Linked DNA regions of Homo sapiens: all the other regions are linked to region 1. A link is a contact called in ENCODE Hi-C or POLR2A ChIA-PET data. All regions are on one chromosome and are shown on one strand. The core of a region is the stretch at or near the end of the contact, and the rest is flanking DNA. Distances in the headings are between cores, read along the strand shown.

What was found. A loop is a pair of places that touch in the nucleus more often than their neighbours do. ChIA-PET counts read pairs that join two places held with the same protein, here RNA polymerase II (POLR2A). Pooled maps may share reads with other maps.
Region 2: a map of sigmoid colon shows a loop between it and region 1 (1.9-fold over the local background). The contact joins the enhancer-like site here to the promoter of ASMER1 in region 1. A Hi-C loop is called at or near these places in 4 of 168 maps with a recorded cell type or tissue (PC-9, heart left ventricle, psoas muscle and 1 more) and 2 of 50 pooled maps. POLR2A ChIA-PET finds 5 or more read pairs at or near these places in 6 of 52 experiments (Caco-2, H1, MCF 10A and 3 more).
Region 3: a map of PC-9 shows a loop between it and region 1 (5-fold over the local background). The contact joins the enhancer-like site here to the promoter of ASMER1 in region 1. A Hi-C loop is called at or near these places in 2 of 168 maps with a recorded cell type or tissue (Calu3 and PC-9), 1 of 37 single-sample maps with no recorded cell type and 4 of 50 pooled maps. POLR2A ChIA-PET finds 5 or more read pairs at or near these places in 2 of 52 experiments (PC-9 and activated CD4-positive, alpha-beta T cell).

The regions. Positions count from the first base shown.
Region 1 is chr21:14,917,271-14,920,031 of GRCh38, forward strand. It overlaps ASMER1 (adipocyte associated metabolic related lncRNA 1), which reads right to left and starts at 1,398. Exons shown (of 4, transcript NR_146322.1): 1 at 901-1,398.
Region 2 is chr21:14,877,842-14,880,602 of GRCh38, forward strand. All of the region lies in intron 1 of ASMER1 (adipocyte associated metabolic related lncRNA 1), which reads right to left. Among named protein-coding and RNA genes, the nearest start is that of ASMER1, 39 kb to the right of the region's middle. RefSeq lists enhancers at 209-278, 1,687-1,981. Within about 2 kb of position 1,339, at least 6 of the 41 ENCODE cell types and tissues checked have a DNase peak (open chromatin) inside an H3K27ac peak, as active enhancers do; they include PC-9, where a contact is called at or near this core.
Region 3 is chr21:14,955,539-14,958,299 of GRCh38, forward strand. No RefSeq gene overlaps it. Among named protein-coding and RNA genes, the nearest start is that of ASMER1, 38 kb to the left of the region's middle. Within about 2 kb of position 1,438, at least 2 of the 41 ENCODE cell types and tissues checked have a DNase peak (open chromatin) inside an H3K27ac peak, as active enhancers do; they include PC-9, where a contact is called at or near this core.

The DNA of each region.
Region 1 (2,761 bases), core at 148-2,647:
TAATCTTTTTTTACTAATTATTCTTGGGTGCAGCATATTTTGTAACCACCTAAGCACACACTGATCCAAAGCTGAATATTATAAATAGTTATAATCACATTCATCAAAAAGTTCAAAGTGAGAGTGGGCTAAAAAATAAGTAGGAGTCAGAAAGAGAGAGTAGGAGATTGGGTAAAATGATAAAATAATGAGAAAAAGAAATAATTTCTATGTATCAGGTAGGAGAGAGAAGCTATTTCCTAGGGCTTTGGGGGAAATGAATTTCCCACACCAAAGGTGGAGTAGATTGAAAAACCGATAGATTGCTCTTCACTCCTTCACTGAGGTTCTGAAACTGTAGGCATTGAATGCTGCATTAAAGATACATGTGCATCTTATTCCTCATAAGTAAATTACATTGTTTTATTACTATGCTGTGTGGCCCAAAAGGCAAGCAATAATTTTTAGTGGCTGAGAAGAAACTAGTTTCACAAACAAGGGGCACTTTGAAAAAACAAATGTACTCAAAAAGACAATGTTGCTCTGGGCTTTATTTAGAATTAAATTCCAGAACTCACTCAAAACTGCAGAACCAGTACTCAAATTTGGTACCCCTTTTGCTCATCCTTCCTAAAGTCACCCTTCACACACAAATCTTTCCACCCTCCTCTCCAGGCATTTTAAATAGCTGCAGGATTAGAAATTGCAAAACAGATGCCTCCGGCCAAAAGCACCAAGTTTTGCTGATAAATTTTCCTGAAATCACACAAATGGAAAAAACGGAAGTCAGAAGTGTACATTTTATATTCAGCAGCTAAAGTCTGAAATCTCAGGTTATAAGTAAATTATTTTGTGATTAAATCCTAATCTCATCAATTTAAAGAACCAAAAACCCAGCTCAATAATCCACCACAATCTTACCTTGAAAATGTGGTTCTCTTATTTGAATGTCTTCTTCCAGTACTAATTCGATTTCTTTTCCTGAAAATTCTGCCACATGGTGCTACTTTCGGACATTTAATATATTTCATTTATAATTACTCTCACGTGTAAATGGTATCTTTAAATAATATGTGCAGGAGTTCTTAATAAGTTTTCACAACTCTCCTTATAAAGCAAAGCTATTCATTTTTAGAGAGTTTGAACGTTTTGGTGTTAATTTGATAAATAACAGCTATTGGACAACTGAAGAGAATAACCACTCACAGGCAATCTTCTCTTTGTACTTGATTTTAAAATATTAATATTTCATTCATGGTGTCTTCTCAAATTAAATTTCTCAGGGTTACTGGACCTCAGATACTAAAAGGACAAAGAAAAGGGACAGATGAGAACAGCTACGAAGCGATAGTGAAAACATATGGTGTCCATCTTGTAAGCATAAGGCTCCCTGGTATTGCTGCCACTCTCCCTGTGCTCGGGAAAGCTGGAAGAAGCCAGTAGGCAATCTGGTGTCTCGTCAGAAGAGTGCCAGAAACAGGTGTTGCTGACCTAACCCTTTCCTCCTACCACAGATTCTCTTGGTAAATCCTACACTCGTTACCATAGCATTGCTTTCAAACACACTTATCAGATGAAAACCAAGTGTTCCAAAATAACAGTTTATATGGAGTCAAAATGCTGAAAATTGCTGTGATTGGTTTTTTCTTTCTCTTTTTTTTTTTCAGTTTTTAGAATCGGGTAATTTTAAAATTACAATAAAATGCACACATTTTAAGTGTTCCCTGCGTGAGTGTTGATGGTTGTATACACCGATGTAGCACCACCCAAAACAAGATACAAAACGTTTCAATCACTCCAGAAGTTTTCCTCCTTCTCCTTTTCAGTCAAACCACACTGTACTGATTTCCATTGCCATAGACAATTTTGCCTGTCTTTGAACATAATATACTGTATATATTCTTTACATCTGGCTTTTTTTTGCCAATATATATTTTTAAGACTCATTCTTACTGTTGCATGTTATCACTAGCTCATTCCTTTTCATTACAGAGTAATATTTAACTGTATAAATATACCACAATTTGCTTACTCATTTTCTAGGAAATGGATATTTAAGTGTTTCCAGATGTTCTTGGAACAGTCTCATATAAGACTTTGTGTAGACGTATGTGATCATATCACCTGGATAAATACCTAGGAGTGGAATTCCTGAGACACAATATGTTTAACTTTTAAGAATGTGGCAAACCTTTCCCCACAATCGTTGTAATATTTTACTCTACTGACTTGTTAGTATTTATCTTTCTCCATATCCTCATCAATATTTGGTGCTGTCAGTCTTAGCCATTCCAGTGAGTGTGAAATGCTAACTCATTATGATTCTAAATTGCATCTCTCTGACGACTTATGATGTTGAATAGCTTTTCAGGTGTTCATTAGCCTCATCCTATGTAGGACATCTTATTCCCAAATTTTCTTTTGCTAAGTGTCTTTCCAGACTTTGGCCCATTTTTTACTGAGCTGTTTATCTTTTTATTGTTGACTCGTAAAAGTTATTTATATATTCTGGATATGACCTATTCATGAAAAATAAGTGATGAGAATTTTCAAAGTCTGTCGATTGCCTGTTCACTTTCTTTTAATGAGCAGAAATTAAATTTTATTGAAAATCAAATATTCTTTGACAGGTGAAATGTTTTTAATTCTAATACATTTTTGCATACCCCAGGGTTACAAAGATATTATTTATTTTCTTCAAAAAGCTTTTTGATTATAATGTTTATATTTAAGTTTATGATCTATTTCTACGTAATTTTTGTGTTTTGGGTGAGGTAAGATC
Region 2 (2,761 bases), core at 89-2,588, 39 kb before region 1:
GGAGGTTAAAAGTTCAAAGTTGAGTCACAGTCTGAGGTGGCTCTGCTCTTCCTTTTTAATTATCTGAGGTCAGGAAGTTAATAATACGAGAAATCCCCAGCGGAGACCTCTTGTGCACTGTGTGAACTTTAAACTTGCTCATTTTTTTCTTAAGGGTAAAAAGTTCAGCAGAAACACAGTGGACTTTTCCTCTTAGCCTCCACCCATTCATCCCCCAAGGTCAAAAGTTGAACTGTAAAACAGAAACCCTTGTTCTCTGATCCACATTTAAACAGATCACTTATTAAAAGGTAAACATTCCACATGCAAGCCAAAGTTCCAAGTGAATCTGCTCAATAAAAATAAAAAAACTGTAATAAAGTCTTTGATCTTTTCCACTTGTCTTAGAATTGAACAACAGAATTTATTTTCTCGTTTTTTGAATCTCAGAGAAGGGGCAGTCATATAAGCTCTTTCCTCACCTACCTCTGCCCTGAGATTGGCATATCTAAAAGAGATAAACCTAAGATATTTTAAAATAGTCAGATTTGGAGCCTTACCTTAAGGCAATTTCTTCAACTAATTCTACGCCATTTATGTTTGTTTATTTGTTTTGCTCAAACAGGAATTCAAGAACAGCAAATGTGATTTAAATCAGAGATATAAAGTACTACAGAATAAAAAGGAGTTTGCTGAAAATGGTAGAGGATGCTGTATTAGTCCGTTTTGCTGCTGATAAAGACATATCTGAGACTGGGCAATTTACAAAAGAAAGAGGTTTAGTGGACTTACAGTTCCACTTGGCTGGGGAAGCCTCACAATCATGGTGGAAGGTGATAGGCATGTCTCATATGGATGGCACAGGCAAAAAAAAAAAAATGCTTGGGCAGGGAAACTTCCTCTTATAAAACCATCGGATCTCGTGAGACTTATTTACTATCATGAGAACAGCATGGGAAAGACCTCCCACCAGGTCCCCCCGACCCACCACAACACGTGGGAATTTAATATGAGATTTGGGTGGGGACAAAACCAAACCATATCAGATGCAGAGAAAATAAAGAAATGGATGAATATATCCAATGAACCTCATATGAATAATGAATGGAAAATATCTGAGATCTTCACAGTGTTAAAGCTCAAACAAGAAGTGAAATAAATAGCTACAGAGCTCCAAATAAGTATTTAATGATAGTGACAAGACTCACTTTCTTGAAGTAATGATGGCAAACTTTAAAAGTATGGAAAAGCCATTGACCGAATACTAACCCAATCCAATCAGCATGCTTAGGAAAACTCCCTGAGATGATCACATGAAGCTGTTATTTCATGCAACCCATGTGTCCGTTTTTTTCAATGTGTACTTATTGGAAATGCTTTCACTTGTTTAAACAAGTCCTACCTGTGACTCAATATTTGTTTAAAAACTTTTTAAGAAAGCATCTTTGTCACCGTTTATCTATCTAAATGCGAATAATACCACTTGCTTCCCACCTTAATAATTTTTGTAAAGATTCTCATTAGAGAATACTTAAGCACAGAAAACGGTAAGAGCCTTGAAATTAAGATATACAATGAACACGTTTATAATAAATACTTTTCACTGATGTCAGTTTCGACAGTGTCATTTAAGTTTAAACGACTTTGTGATCACTTCTAACACAAATCAAAACTAGAAGATATGGCTCTAAGTAAGTTGTGTTCTAGATCCATTTACACTGTGAGTAACATTCACGACACCCTCTGGGACTCCTGGATGCAGCTGGTGACCCAGACCCAGGAATGACACAGCCAGGAAGGAAGTGAGGAAGGTGCACAGAGCTACTTCCTCTTGTTAGAACTCCCCTCTCAACAGCTGTAAGGAAGAATGGAAATTCCCTATGAATCAAAGTGTGACTTCGAAGTATGGGATACAATTTGAGAGACCTGATCATATTGATTAGGATGTTGACCAAAAGGAAGTCACTGCATTTCATTTGGACACTACTCAGACATTTAAGCTGGTATGACATTCATGAGAAACTTCTGGTTTCAATTCATCTTTTTCCCATGAATATTTATGTTCCTTTTTTTTAATCTTTAAGTCAGTTCATGATATTCAAGCTAGTTATTTCCAACCTTCTGTCTGACTGAATTCTGTATTAAATCTTTCTTTGTTTCCCCCCTGCAAAACAGGTTAATTCATGAGAGGCTATTATATAGCAAGGACCATGCTGCCATGCTGTCTGTGTTCTGGGCATATGTACCCTCAAAGTCCTCATAGGATAGAAATAGTACTAAATCTGTATACAATGAACTGGACACAACAATGTGGGGACTATACTACAAATACTATGAACAAAGTGCCGGGAGAACCCTGAGTCTTTGCCATGTTCTTTGATGCCTTTGTGCCTTACACATTCTGATCCCGCCACCTAAAATAATCCTCTTGTCCTTCATCCCTGGGACCCTGTACTCTGCCTCAGTGCTTCTCTTCCTACACACTTCACCTCCCCTTGCCTCTCTGAATGTAAGTGTCTCTTCCACAGCAATCTGTGCAAAGACTAACACCAGAGTAACTATCTTACAGTATTGTAACACTTAGCTAATTTTTCTGCCTCCAACAATAAATTCTGATCTATTTGAGGAAGTGAACTCCAATACCATTCTCAAGGAAGTCCTTTTTTAGAAATATAGACTGAAACCTGACAGAAAAGGGATTCAGTGTATATCCTAAAGGATGGCATAGGAGAGCTGAGACTTAGCAGGGTATACACTAGAGTGGTCTCATGCTCTTCTTGCC
Region 3 (2,761 bases), core at 188-2,687, 38 kb after region 1:
ATGACTGAAGTCACTGATGCCAAGAAAGCAGGAGCACTCAGGAAATAGTGATACAAAGTTGATATAAGAGATAAGCTTTTGTTTTCACATCAATTTAATACACTTTTATTAAGCACCCACCGAATCACCAAAAACCTGGTGGTTTGGTCTTCATAGATAAGTTGCCACCCTCAAAGCCCTCTACTGAAGGCGCACTCATGCTACGTGCCAAGTTCATAAGTGACACTGGTTTCTTGCATTTCCATACCGCCACGGACCCGGATTTCCTTGGGGATCTGAAATAGCCTAATGCTAATTCCAGCTTCTATGCTGGTGAGGGTATTATCAGCAAGGAATTAGTTGAACCATACTCAGCAGGAGAGTATATTCTCTGCTATGATTGATTCTGGATAGTTCAGAAGAATGCAATCCTATGAAACATGATATATTCATTGGCTAATTTTCAGGACAGACCATGAATTCTGATCCCAGGCTCACCGCAGTACTATCGTCAGCTTCCCTGATAAAAGCAAAGCTTCTGAGATGCTCTTGCTATTGTTTGGAGGAAGGTATGGTTCAGCAGGTAATTAGGTTTTTATTGGCAAAATCTGCAAAGTTCCCATTCTCGTTTTAAGAACCAGTTTCTCTTATCAGGACTTTCCTAGTAGAGATCATATTTCTGCAGGAGATTTGAGAAGGCAGAAGGGAGAATGTCTGACCTGGCCCAGATAGATCATGAGCCCTAGGCTAGAGGTGACTAGGGAGGCTGGGACTTGCCTCAGGGACGTGGTTGCGCCCCTACATTATACATTACTTAGTTTCCTTCCAGACAGGGAGGGGAGCCTTTCATTTTTTTGTTTGAGATCACCTTTCATTCATTCTCTCATTTGGCATACATTTGTTGAGTAACTGCTATGTATCAAGATATGAACCAGGTGGCTCATGCCTGTAATTCTAGCACTTTGGGAGGCTGAGGTGGGCAGATCACTTGAGGTCAGAGACGGGCATGGTGGTGCACGCCTGTAATCCCAGCTACTGGAGGGGCTGAGGCAGGAGACGGGCTTGAACCCGGGAGGCGGAAGTTGCAGTGAGCCAAGATCGCACCACTGCACTCCAGCCTAGGGGACAGAGCAAGTCTCTTTCTCAAAAAGAAAAAAAAAAAAAAAGAGATATATACTGGGCACTCACTGAATGTAAGATTAAGAAGATACACTTTATTGTCTTTAAAAGGAATGCAAAGTTACAAAGTATGTTGTTAACCATTGTAATAAGTGCAATAAGCATTTGGTATTGCAAAGGGCTGAGAAACACACTCCGTCCTACAATAGTGAATTAGGGAGGGAGGGCTTCTTTGAGGAAGTAAATGTGTTAAAGTTTTAAAGATGAATAGTTTACTAGGTTCAGAATGAGCAAAGGAAGGAGGTATTTTAGGCAGAGAATGTTACGTGACTGAAGGCACTGATGCCAAGAAAGCAGGAGCACTCAGGAAATAGTGAGTTCTTATTTGGGAATGTTTGAATATGGAATGATTGGTGATGATGCACAGAATGCTGTTAGAGGGTAGGAGAACGAGTTGAAAAGGTGAAAATGCAGGCAGAGCCAGAAGTCTAAGGAGCTTGGAGGACACAGAATTAACCCCATGGGCTCACACTGGACACTAGTAGTTGTATCACTTTTGTTCGGCTAACACATGGATTTTTCTTGTTTTAAAAATATTTGAACTAGAATAACTTTACCTCCTCCATTTAAGGTAGAGCCACCCCTTCCTACAGTATTCCACCAGAAGCCTTACATTCTTTACTACTCCCCCAGGCCCCTAAAGACAAGTGAGTGTGCAATTTCATGAGCAATAAAAAGTCACCAGAGGATTTTAGGCAGATTTAACAGATTTGTATTTTAGAATGATTGCTCTAGCAATAGTGGCTATTATCACAACTGGGAAGGGGAAGCAGGCCCAAGTAGATGCTAGAGCAATAACTGAGGTGAGACATGATAACGCTCTGGGTTAAGGCAAAAGATATGGGTTGTAAGCTACAGATTAGGAAAGTCTTCAAAAAGTGGCTAGCGTAAGAAGAATCTGCTGAGGACCAACATTTTTAGAAATAAGCAAATTCCCAACAAAGGGATAGAAGAACAAACTGGGGAGAATGGCTGTATACTGAATTCAAGATTGGGGCATGTTGAAATTTAGCTAATAGGTTGACAAGCTGGATATTCATGAGTGGTAGGAAACAGAAGACAACTAGACAATTAGAAGGAACTTGGAATACAGTATGAGGTGCTTGAAGACATAGGGATGGCTGTTTCTGCTCAAGATGTAATGAAGGAAGAGACAGCTGTAAGGCAGAATATCGGCAGTTATGGGAAAATAAATCTGTTATGAGACCAGATGAAATTAGCATTAAGAAGAGAACTAGGAGACACTGGGTTGTGAAAACCAAAGAGAAAAATGGGTCAATGGCTTGCCCAGGCCAGAAATGCAAGTAGAAGGAGTTGCTGCTTCTGACTCAGGCCTGCCTGTTTTCTGAGTGATTTTTGATTGCTACACTCTTGGTATATATCATCTATAATAGTCAAAGTAGGCCAGAACTTCACCCTTAAGCATCTCAGTCTCCCCAGAACAGGCCTTTCCAGAGTGAACTACAAGCAGGAAATCTCCCCTTCAGAGGGCTGTCTATTCTTTGGCAGGTAGACCTGACTTTAGTAGTAAAGGCACAAAATTCTCTGGGATGCAAGCAATTCCAAAGGGATCTAAAAGACCATCCCTGCTGCTTACTTTGGA